2 separate regions of the Homo sapiens genome follow, and region 2 is linked to region 1. Evidence: chromatin loops called from intact Hi-C (ENCODE). Cell type or tissue: K562. All regions are shown on one strand.

Region 1 (5,000 bases):
ACTTAGAACAATGTTCAGCACACATAGCTGTTGCTCAATATTCATGAAGTTACTTAATTAAAATGCTAATGAATTAATTGATCTCTACACATGTTTTTTATTCAGAATCAATTTTAACTAATTTTATAAGAAAGAAAAAAGGACTCTATATTTCTAAGTGGCAAAGTAAAGAAGTGAAAAAGTTAAGCACATGTGGCAAAAATACCAACACTCATCTTATTCTGAAAAATCTTTATATCTCCTTTTCCATCTAGTCAGAAAGAGAAACCCGTCTTTCGCCAACTCCTCAAGGAAGGAGGCTTTGACTGACATTCACGAAATTAGTGCAGCTCCCATCAGAGGAGCAAGGATGTTGTATAGTCTTGCAGAAGAGGCATGGCCTAAGGAGGAGAATGGGGAATAGATGGATTAGAAAGGTTGGTTTAGCCTTTAAATCCTGTCAGTTGCGCTCATTTCACACAACTGGTATTTATGATAACCTCCAAGGCTCACTAATAGCAAACACAAAGACAGTGATCACAGAGAGACAAGATGAATATTCCATAGCATGTGTTACATGTCCAGCAGGCTGACTTCCAGAAGCCTGCACATGAAAAACCCATACGGCGATTGTTTTTGTCTTTTTTTATTTTTTGTTTTGTAGTTTTTTCCTTCCACTCATTATAACATAAGTTTTTCTAAAATATGCTTTAGCACAGAAAATCTCTAAGTGCTCTTAAAGGGTTGGAGAAAGAAACCCTACCAGGACAGCTGTTCTCACTTATGGAAACAGAACCAGTGTTTGCAAACCTCACTGTACCAGAGGCTTTTGATTCAGCTTTGTTGCTCTTTGGTGACTGACTGTTCGAATATATTTTTCCAGGGAATTTGTGTTTGGCCAGCAATGAAATCAAAGGTCAAGTCTCCTCATGATTTACAGTGTGGTGAATTTATCTGTCACCTGCCTCGAAGGACTGGCCAAAAGAACAACCTCTGCAGAAAAAAAGGGATCTCAAACACACAGGTTTATGGAGAACAACTAAGACAGCTGCATTTAACTTCTGCCAAGCATTATATTTAGGTATTTCAGAAACATACCCATCAACATGTAGTCTGACACTCAAACCAGGACAGATAGGAAGAAGGGTGACTCAAGGACCACCTGCAGGAAGGAAGAGATGTTCCCCAAGATCTGAAAGCACACAGGGTGGGAATAGGAGCTAATGTGAGTGGCCTGACACATCCAGTCACTCATCAGTCTGGAGGAGCATATCACAGCTAGAGGCATAAACAGTGGACAAGACAAAATGTCTTAATAACAAGAGATCAAGAAAATGCTAGATACATAAAGCCAAGTGGTCCAGAATCCAGGGGCGGGATGGGGCGGGCTGGGGGAAGTGGGGGGAAAGGAAACCCTAAAAGAAGCCAAACTAGGTTGGGCATTGCCTCTACCCCCAGTGACGCTCACCTGCTTGGGTGGAGCTCACCTGTAGAGCTGGGGCTTCTCCAGATTTGCAAACAGGTTTTGATGCAACCAGGAGCAAACTTAGGTGGGGGCATGAATGTTTCTTGTTCACAGAACCACCTGTATAGAGGATTCTTTCCCCGCCTGACCTCCAGGTGGTGGAACACAAGGGGCTGTTCTCGAATGAGGGATGTTGGACAGTGCTAGCAGAGAGGTCACCTCTAGTCTCACCTCACCAAGTAATGAGATGATCACATCTCATTACTTGGGTCTGGCCCAGGAACATCTCCTGCAATTTGTAGCAGGCAAGGTCATATGAATAAGGAGAGGGCCACGACTGATTCCCATTCCAAATGCTGAAACTCTACACTCATTTTGGTGGGGATAAGAACCGACCAGTGGCTGTATTTAGGGTGACACAGAATGGTGTGACAAAGTAATAGTGTAAAACCCACAAGTGCAGGAGAAGGGGATGGGTACCTGGTAGGAGAAATTATGTCAGAATTCAGTCATGAGGTGGCCCAATCACCCTCCTGGTAGGAGGCACTCTTGAATACTGTGTGCCAACATGTCCTCTGGTCACCAATCCAAGCAGGGTTGGTAGCAGACAGGAGAATTTGCATGATCTCCAATGAAGACCCTCTAAACTGCAATAAGACTGGGACTCCTGGTCTCCAGGCAGAATATGGGGCCAGAATCCGGTGAAAGAGGAGGAGAATGGGACCTGAGGTGAGATTCTGTATAGAGCATGATGACGTGGGCCACCTCAGTCAGTGCCCACACCTCACATGGGGGCTCTGGGAGGGTGGAGCTGGGACTGAGCGGTGGGAGTAGGGACACCCCACAGTCCCCAGGGCATCCCTGCCCCTCCTTCTTCAGCTCATCCTCCTGGATCATCAGATGTCCACTCTCTCAATTCTGTCTTCTTTTTCTCTTTATTTTCCCTCTCCCTTATACCTAGCCTCTTGGATTGGTGGCTGGTAGGGACTGTCTTTAACAGCCATGGTAAGTCTCAGTGTGACCTTTTTTTTTCTCCTGCCTGTGATCAAGTGAGTTGGCATCTTCAGAAAATTTTGTATCTTCAGATCTTCAAAGCTATCTTCTTCATTTCTTGCATAAGGAGATTTTTTAATTACCTGCTTCTTGGTCTATGTGTACAGTGGACTGAAGGATTTGAGCATGTTAAAATCAGACAACTAAGGTCTTTAGTAAACACACATACCATGTGTGCACATGAACAACACGCTTTTGCAAGCAAAACAAGCGCTTGTACAACTGCAAATTAGAGTGGTCTAATACCATTTATGAGAATAAATGATTACATTTCCTCCCTTCTTTATAGTTTGTTTCTTTGGTATTTTTTTTTTCCTGTATAGTATTACAGAATGGCAAATTATCAGAATCTTGAATTTATAATCATCAAATGAACTGGATACAACAGCATAAATAGCTGTTAAATGATCATATATTCAACACACATAAAATGTTTTGCATAAAGTTATTTATGACAGAATTCTCACAGATGGAACATGAAACACAAGATCTATCTAGCTATGAGAAATTTCTACCAATCTAGTTTTAGTTTCAAAACCACTGCACTAAGGACTTTTTATCCACAAGGTGGCAGCCATTTAAAGGAAAAGAATTTTCTAAATTGACTCATGCACTGCACATCTATATCTGACATCTGAAGTTTATTTTTAAGAAAGAAAAACATAGTTCAGGTAAGGATAATAAAACACATGAATTCCAGTTTCTAAATGTTGTGATCATATTGGGAAATGTTCATAAATATGCCTGTTGAAGTGCTCCATCTGAGCAATACTGGCTAGAATTCAGTAGTTCTCTATGAATCAGAGAATTCAAACTTTTGAGGCTTGTATTTGGAAAACCTCACCATGTAGCCCCAACCTGCTGTTAAAAACTTTTCTCCAGTTTTATGACCTTCTGGTCCCTTTGCTAAAGCCAGTAATCTACTAGTCTCCACACTCAGGCAATACCTTGTTCTCCATCTTCAATGTCCTCCTCATTCCTTTAATTTCCATATGTCAAAATCCTACTCATTTCAAGATCCAACTCTAAATCCACTCCTTATACAAAGCTTGGCAAGATCTCTCCCCACCCCTACCTCATCCTGGGTCTCCACAGACATCTGGTGAACTAATAAGCCCATGTGTTCTAGGTCACGCTGTCTGCTTTCAAATCCTGGCTCCTACACTTGCTGACAGAATCAACTTGGGAGAACAGCTCAACTCCAGGTGCCTCAGTGTTCTTATTTGTACAGTGAAAATAATGATGTCTACCTCAAAAACTGTTTTAAGGACCAAAAGAATGCTTGTGTATCATTACAATTGTGTGTGTCTATATGTAACAAAGCAGCTTAAACAAATATAAGGGTTACTTTTCCAATAACATTTGGATTAGGCCACTTAGAGTGGCAACCAGCCTCCTTGTATTTTCCTGCTTGGCAAATCTCAGGCTGTGGTTTCATGGTCTCAAATTGGCTGCCATACCACCAGGCATTATGTCTACATTCAAAGCAGAAAGAAAGGAGAGGTCAAAGAACAAAAAACATTTGCCAGCTGAGTCTGGCATTGTTTATCAGAAAAACAATAGATTTCTTACAAACACTGTTACAGAGACTTCCATTTACATCTCATTGGCTGGGTGGCTACACATAGCTGTAAAAGAGCCTGGGAAATTAAATTTTTATGGCTAGATGCACCATAGTCCCAAATCAAATTAGAGTTCTATATAAAGAAAAAAGAGGAAATGAATATTGGTAGGCAATCAGGGCATTAGCCATGGGACTTAGCACATATATATATGAGGAAAACTACAAAACTCTGATGAGAGAAATCAAAGAAAAACTAAATAAATGGAAAGATGGCCCATGTCTGTGGATAAAAAGGACTCCATATTGTCAAGATGTCAGTTCTTCCCAACTCAATTTATAGATTCAATGTAATCTTATTCAAAATCCCACAGTTATTTTTTGTGTATTAACAAACAGATTCTAAAGCTTATATGAAGAAGCAAAAGACCCAAAATAGCCAACACGATGTTGAAGGAGAACAAAGTTGGAGGACTGACAATACCCGCTTCAAGACTAAAAAAAACTACAGTTATCAAGACAGTGTGACATTGGCAAAAGAAGAGAGAAACAGATCAATGGAACAGAACAGAGAGCTCAGAAACAGACTCACATAAATATGGTCAATGAAAGAGCATAGATAATATTATAGATAATATAATAATAATGGATAAAAGATAGTCTTTTCAAGAATGGGGCTAGATTAATTGGACACTCACATACAAAAATTGAACCTGGACACAGCTCTCAAATCCTTCACAAAAATAAACTCAAAACGGATTACAGATGTAGATGTAAAATGCAAAACTAGAAAACTCTTACAAGGTAACATAGGAGAAGATCTAGATAACTTTGGGTATGACAATGACTCTTTAGATACAGCACCAAAAACATGGTCCATGAAAGACATAATTGACAACTTGGACTTTTTTAAAATTAAAAACTTCTGCTCCACAAAATACA
Region 2 (5,000 bases), 520 kb after region 1:
AAATATAAATTTATTAGAAATTAAATAATCCTTATAATCTAAATAAGATCTTTGGAAAGTCTTTATAATCATGTGAATCACAATTCAAATAATTGTTTAAGCTAAAATGTATCTTTTGGAAAAGGCATAGATTAAAAAAAAATCTCAGAATTCTATAATTTATTTTTGCTCTCACAAAAATAAGTCTATAGTCAGGAAAGTTTGTATGCAGCTACTGTAATGAAAATAATAGCTAACTGTGCAAATGTCATGCCTACCCATTTACTTAGGAAAGCATGGGTTGTAGACAAAAAAAGCTAACAATATTTCCATTAGAAATTGTAAAGGTATAAAAGTGATTATTTCTAGCTTAATTAAGTTATTGATTCTATAAGCAAAAACTTTACAAATAAAAATAAAATGGCTCAAAAATCAATTTTCACTATAAATAAAAATCTAAGGAGTTGACATGCTAGCTTTAGAGTAGACAGACAGTACTATTATCTTCTGGGATCTGCTGTCCATTCCTAATGTTCACATTAAATGATCTATGATTTCCCTGTTTACTTCCTTTATGCATTTTCAAAGTTATTAAATTATATTTTCTTCTAGTAATCTTTCATACTGAGTTGATCCTATATTTTAGCTGAGAACCCAATTTCATCCTCTATTTCAGAGATTACAACATAAATTTTTTTTCAAAAGCATTGAAATTATATTTTTAAAGGTAGAATGGTTTTACTACTTTTATAGCTCCTTTCAATAATAATCTATTCACAAAAGGAATATCACATGCCTCATTTAACCATTATTTAAGATTACAGATATTAGAGAAGTGTTTTCTTGTAATGCCTCTTCACCCACATGCCTAGTACACCTGGGCAACAGGAAAATCCATTTACCAGTGAAAAATTAAAATTCACAATGGATAGTCTTAATCCTATTTGAAATAAGGATAAAGCTAGTAGTTCCTATAAAGATACTTTTCCTTTAATTAACGTTGTTTTACATACATGAAGAACAGTAGTTATTTCTACCTATCTCAGAATACTTTAAAGACAAATCTTAAACAACTGTGCTATTACAAATAGCAAGTAGAACATTAATAGCTGCAGGCACATCACTTGATATCTACATCTTCCAGCTATAGCCCGTATGTAATGAATTCTGTGAAAGAGGAAAAATATAAATCTCAATCTATTATCATTTAAAGTTTTTTTTTTTAATTTTCATTTTGCTGGGGATAAGGAAGAGGGCAGTATCATGGTTTCATTAAGTTTACCTTTTTTAAACAGAAAAATTAAAAATATCATAATTTTAATTAGAAAAACAAAAGATGTCTCTTGTAGACTTTCTTGGCCAAGCACTAGCAAGTCTAGGAAAAGAAAGATGCATATAATTAATGCTCTCTCTTAGATATAAGCAACCAACCAGTTAGGTGTTACTATGAAAGTAAAATGTACATAAAATTAATGTTTCCTATTTAAATTTGCAAGTCTACTTTTCAAAAATATCCTAATACTTGTTTTGCATGGCAGTGGAAGACCATAAAAATGATCATGGTAAGGTGAAACCATGCAAAGCTTTCTTAATAATCAATAGGAAAAATTACAATTGTTCTGTGGCCTTTAAAAATTTTTGGTAAACATTAAAAGCTTTTACTGTTGGTTATAAATGTATAGGAAAATGAAAAATAAAACTAATGTTTATAATTTAATATGCTGTATTTTTAACACATTAGAACATGGAGAATGAAAGTGTTTTATTTCTGTGTAAAATACTTATCAGGAATAGTCTGAACAGTGCTTGCTTTCTTCTTATTATCAATTAACTTGCAGTATGGACCAAGTACCTTTCCTATGCCTTATAAATTGTCATACCACTTTCTAACTCTGAATCAGCTTCCAATGTTTTATCCCTTGCCTTTTCAATGTCTTGGAATATCTCCAAGAATTGTGAAGTTTTTCCCCACTTTACATCCTCTAAGATGTTTTCATCCTTTTTGTCATAACCACTTTCCTCATTTTCTTGAGCAATGGCAGTGTCAACATTCCCACAGTCAGCCATTCCCTCTATAACTCCATTTATGCTTGATTCCAATTTTATTTTCAGTGTTATCACTTTTCATTTCTTTGCTACGCTTTTATCTTTGTTGGCCAATTCTCTTTTTGATTATCCATTTCTGTAAAATATCATAGCGTTTATCACTGGGAGACAATTAGGCAATACAGCTACATGCTTTGTTGTTTGTGCATAAGGAATAACCAATGTGCAGTGACCAATCATTGACAAACTATACAATAAGTGGTGTGATTGTCACAGATCATGATATGCATCTGTTATTTATGTACTGATTTGTGGACTGAAGAGCTACTTTATACTATACTCAGTTAATATACCGAAGTATCTTTGTATCTAATATTTAAGATAAACAGTGTTGTTACTGGACTGATAACATTTAACTAAAGTGTGGTAACTGAAATTTGTGTCACTGAAACACTGCAAAATAAGGACTTCCTGTATTAGCATATATACCTAATTATATACATCTTAAGAAAATATGTTACAAATATCACACATACACCAAGGAAAAGTAAAGAAAAGCTACCTACCAGTGTGGGATGATTGAGATTCATCATCACTATCATCATCTTTTCTTCCTTTCTTCTTGACTTTTTTAATTTTGTACTCTCTGGCATTGCCCCCACCTCCTCCTCTCATGCTTCCACTGCCCTCTGGTGGGAAAATGACATTAGTTAGCATTACCTAACTAAATCATCATTTTTATAAAATAATGACACTATATTGTTGTATTTAACTTTACAGCAGAAAAAATAAAGGCAAAATAAAGAAACTTTTAGACTCTTTTTAAATTTGGAGTTCCCTATTAAAAGTTTAGTAAATCCAATACATAAAAAATTAATAATAAAATATGAAATCTTTTGAGCAATCTACCTTAGATAGCCTGACTGCTCTAAATGCATTCTCTTTCTCCTTCTCTAACGTCACCTCTTTCCTGTAACTCTCAATATTTTCTTAACAAAAATCCATTCCTTCACCTCCTCTTCTACCTTCCCCAAAAGAAATGTGTCCTCCTTTGCTCATCTGTGTTACCACAGCCTCATCAATAACCTTCTATTATAAGACTTCACAAATTTAATTATTCTTATTTTGCCTTCTTTGTTGAAAGATTATTACCTGTTTTTAGAGGAGATATCCTGACTCATCTGCTACTCAAACAGATTATAAACTTCTGAAGAGCAAGGATCATTGTGTCATTAATGTATATATTCTTTACAGAAATGCGTGAAACATAACACGTGCTTCATAAATGTTGACCATGAATATTAATTGGTTAAGTATAAAAGTATTATTACCTATTGACTATAGACTTAAAAAAACAAATTATGAAACAAATGCAAACACTGTAAATAAAAATAAAAAATACTACTTCAGCATTTCCCTGCTCTTTGATATTGACATGTAAAATATCTACTCTACAAAATGGAATACTGATAACGGGTTTAAACCATTGAACATATTACAACTATATTATATTACTTCAAAATAAGTAAAAGATTAGTCTTTTTAATAAAATAAAGTGATTACTAAAGATCTTTTTCTAAATTCTAAATAGATTTGCCTTAGATTTCATCACATCCTAGATTTAAACTTCTATTATTTTTCCCTTTCTTTTATAATAAAAAAATTCTATTTTCAAAAATATAAGTCTAAAGTGAACATGCTTTTTATATTTGACAATAAGTTTCCTATGGGGGGGAACATTCATGATTGACATGATTCCACACACTGTAATTAAACAATTATAATACAATAGCATTATCACTGAAAATAAAACACCAAATGACCCTTAACTTTTAATAAGAAATAAAATATTAAATAGACTAGTTATACTGACATAAGTCATCAATTGAGTAAGGCAAATTTATAACTATATCTTCAAATATATGATAAAATATCCATAGCTATGAATATTACTGTGATTTAAGTAATTTATTAATTTTCCTGGAAGAATAGAGAAATTTCATAATGCCATTGAAAAGTTTTAAGAAAAAGATTCTGGAAGAGGAAATAAACTATCTCAAAGAATTAGAAGTGTATTTATTAATGAAAAATGTTGAATATTGAATTTCTTCAGTTCCGATAAAGCACTAACAGCACTGTTCCTACTATAAAAACTATGGAAATACATGTTACTTTTCCATTGCAAATTACAAGCATATCAGTGATACCTAGAATAATTTCTAGTGACTTTAGATTAGAAAAAGAAATGTAAAAATATGTCCTTCAGAAATTTTTTCATTTAATTAGTATGTTTATAGGACACCTAAAATATATCAAGTGGTGCTTTGGGTATGTAGCAAGAGTACAACAATAAATGAGATCAACACAGTTCCCAAACAATAAAACACATCATGGTGATAAAGTGATGCAAATAAACTGACAAAATGAGGTGGCAGAGAGTGACTGTGGCTACTATTCCGAAGGGTTAGGAGGCCTCTCTAAGGAAGTGGCATTTAAAGTCGAGCTCTGAATGAAAAGAATACACCAGTTACTTACAGTCTGGGAGAGGGCATTCCAGGTAAAAGGAACAGTTGGTGTAAAAGCTTTGAGGTGAATATGACCCTGGCAAGTTTAGGAATCAAAACAAAACAAAACAAAACAAAAAAGGGCTACTGGGCTGGAACATAGACAGAGGATGGGGAAAAACAAGAGATGAGCATGATGATAAAATAAAGTTTTCACAAAAGAAAACAGAAAACATAATCACCAATATTTCCATTTTATTATATAAAACTTAACACATTAGCAAAATATTTGGTTGATATTAGCTGTTTAAAGGTAAATCAATAAAACAAAGGGCCTTTCAAAGGGCATAATAAATGTGATAAATGCAAAGTTCACTGCAACAAATACAAAACTTTGAATATTCCTTGTTAACAATTTATTACCTGTTGCTTTCCTTCTTCGCTCATCTTTTTTATCCTTTTTACTTGTAC

What was found. Peaks named below come from ENCODE experiments on the same cell type or tissue, not always from the same donor. Only the 100,000 strongest peaks of a DNase experiment are listed, where the experiment ranks them.
Region 2: a loop joins it to region 1, with 2.8 times the contacts of the local background. A loop is called at or near these places in 27 of 110 quality-filtered maps.

Annotation. Positions count from the first base shown.
Region 1 is chr6:97,057,713-97,062,712 of GRCh38, reverse strand. The region is part of intron 4 of KLHL32 (kelch like family member 32); the gene reads right to left. Among named protein-coding and RNA genes, the nearest start is that of KLHL32, 140 kb to the right of the region's middle. In K562, a CTCF peak has its summit at 3,067 (motif pointing right); a DNase peak (open chromatin) is centred at 3,042.
Region 2 is chr6:96,540,608-96,545,607 of GRCh38, reverse strand. UFL1 (UFM1 specific ligase 1) reads right to left here. Exons shown (of 19, transcript NM_015323.5): 11 at 4,953-5,000; 12 at 2,592-2,714. Among named protein-coding and RNA genes, the nearest start is that of FHL5, 20 kb to the left of the region's middle. In K562, a CTCF peak has its summit at 2,708 (motif pointing left); no DNase peak of the experiment used is centred here.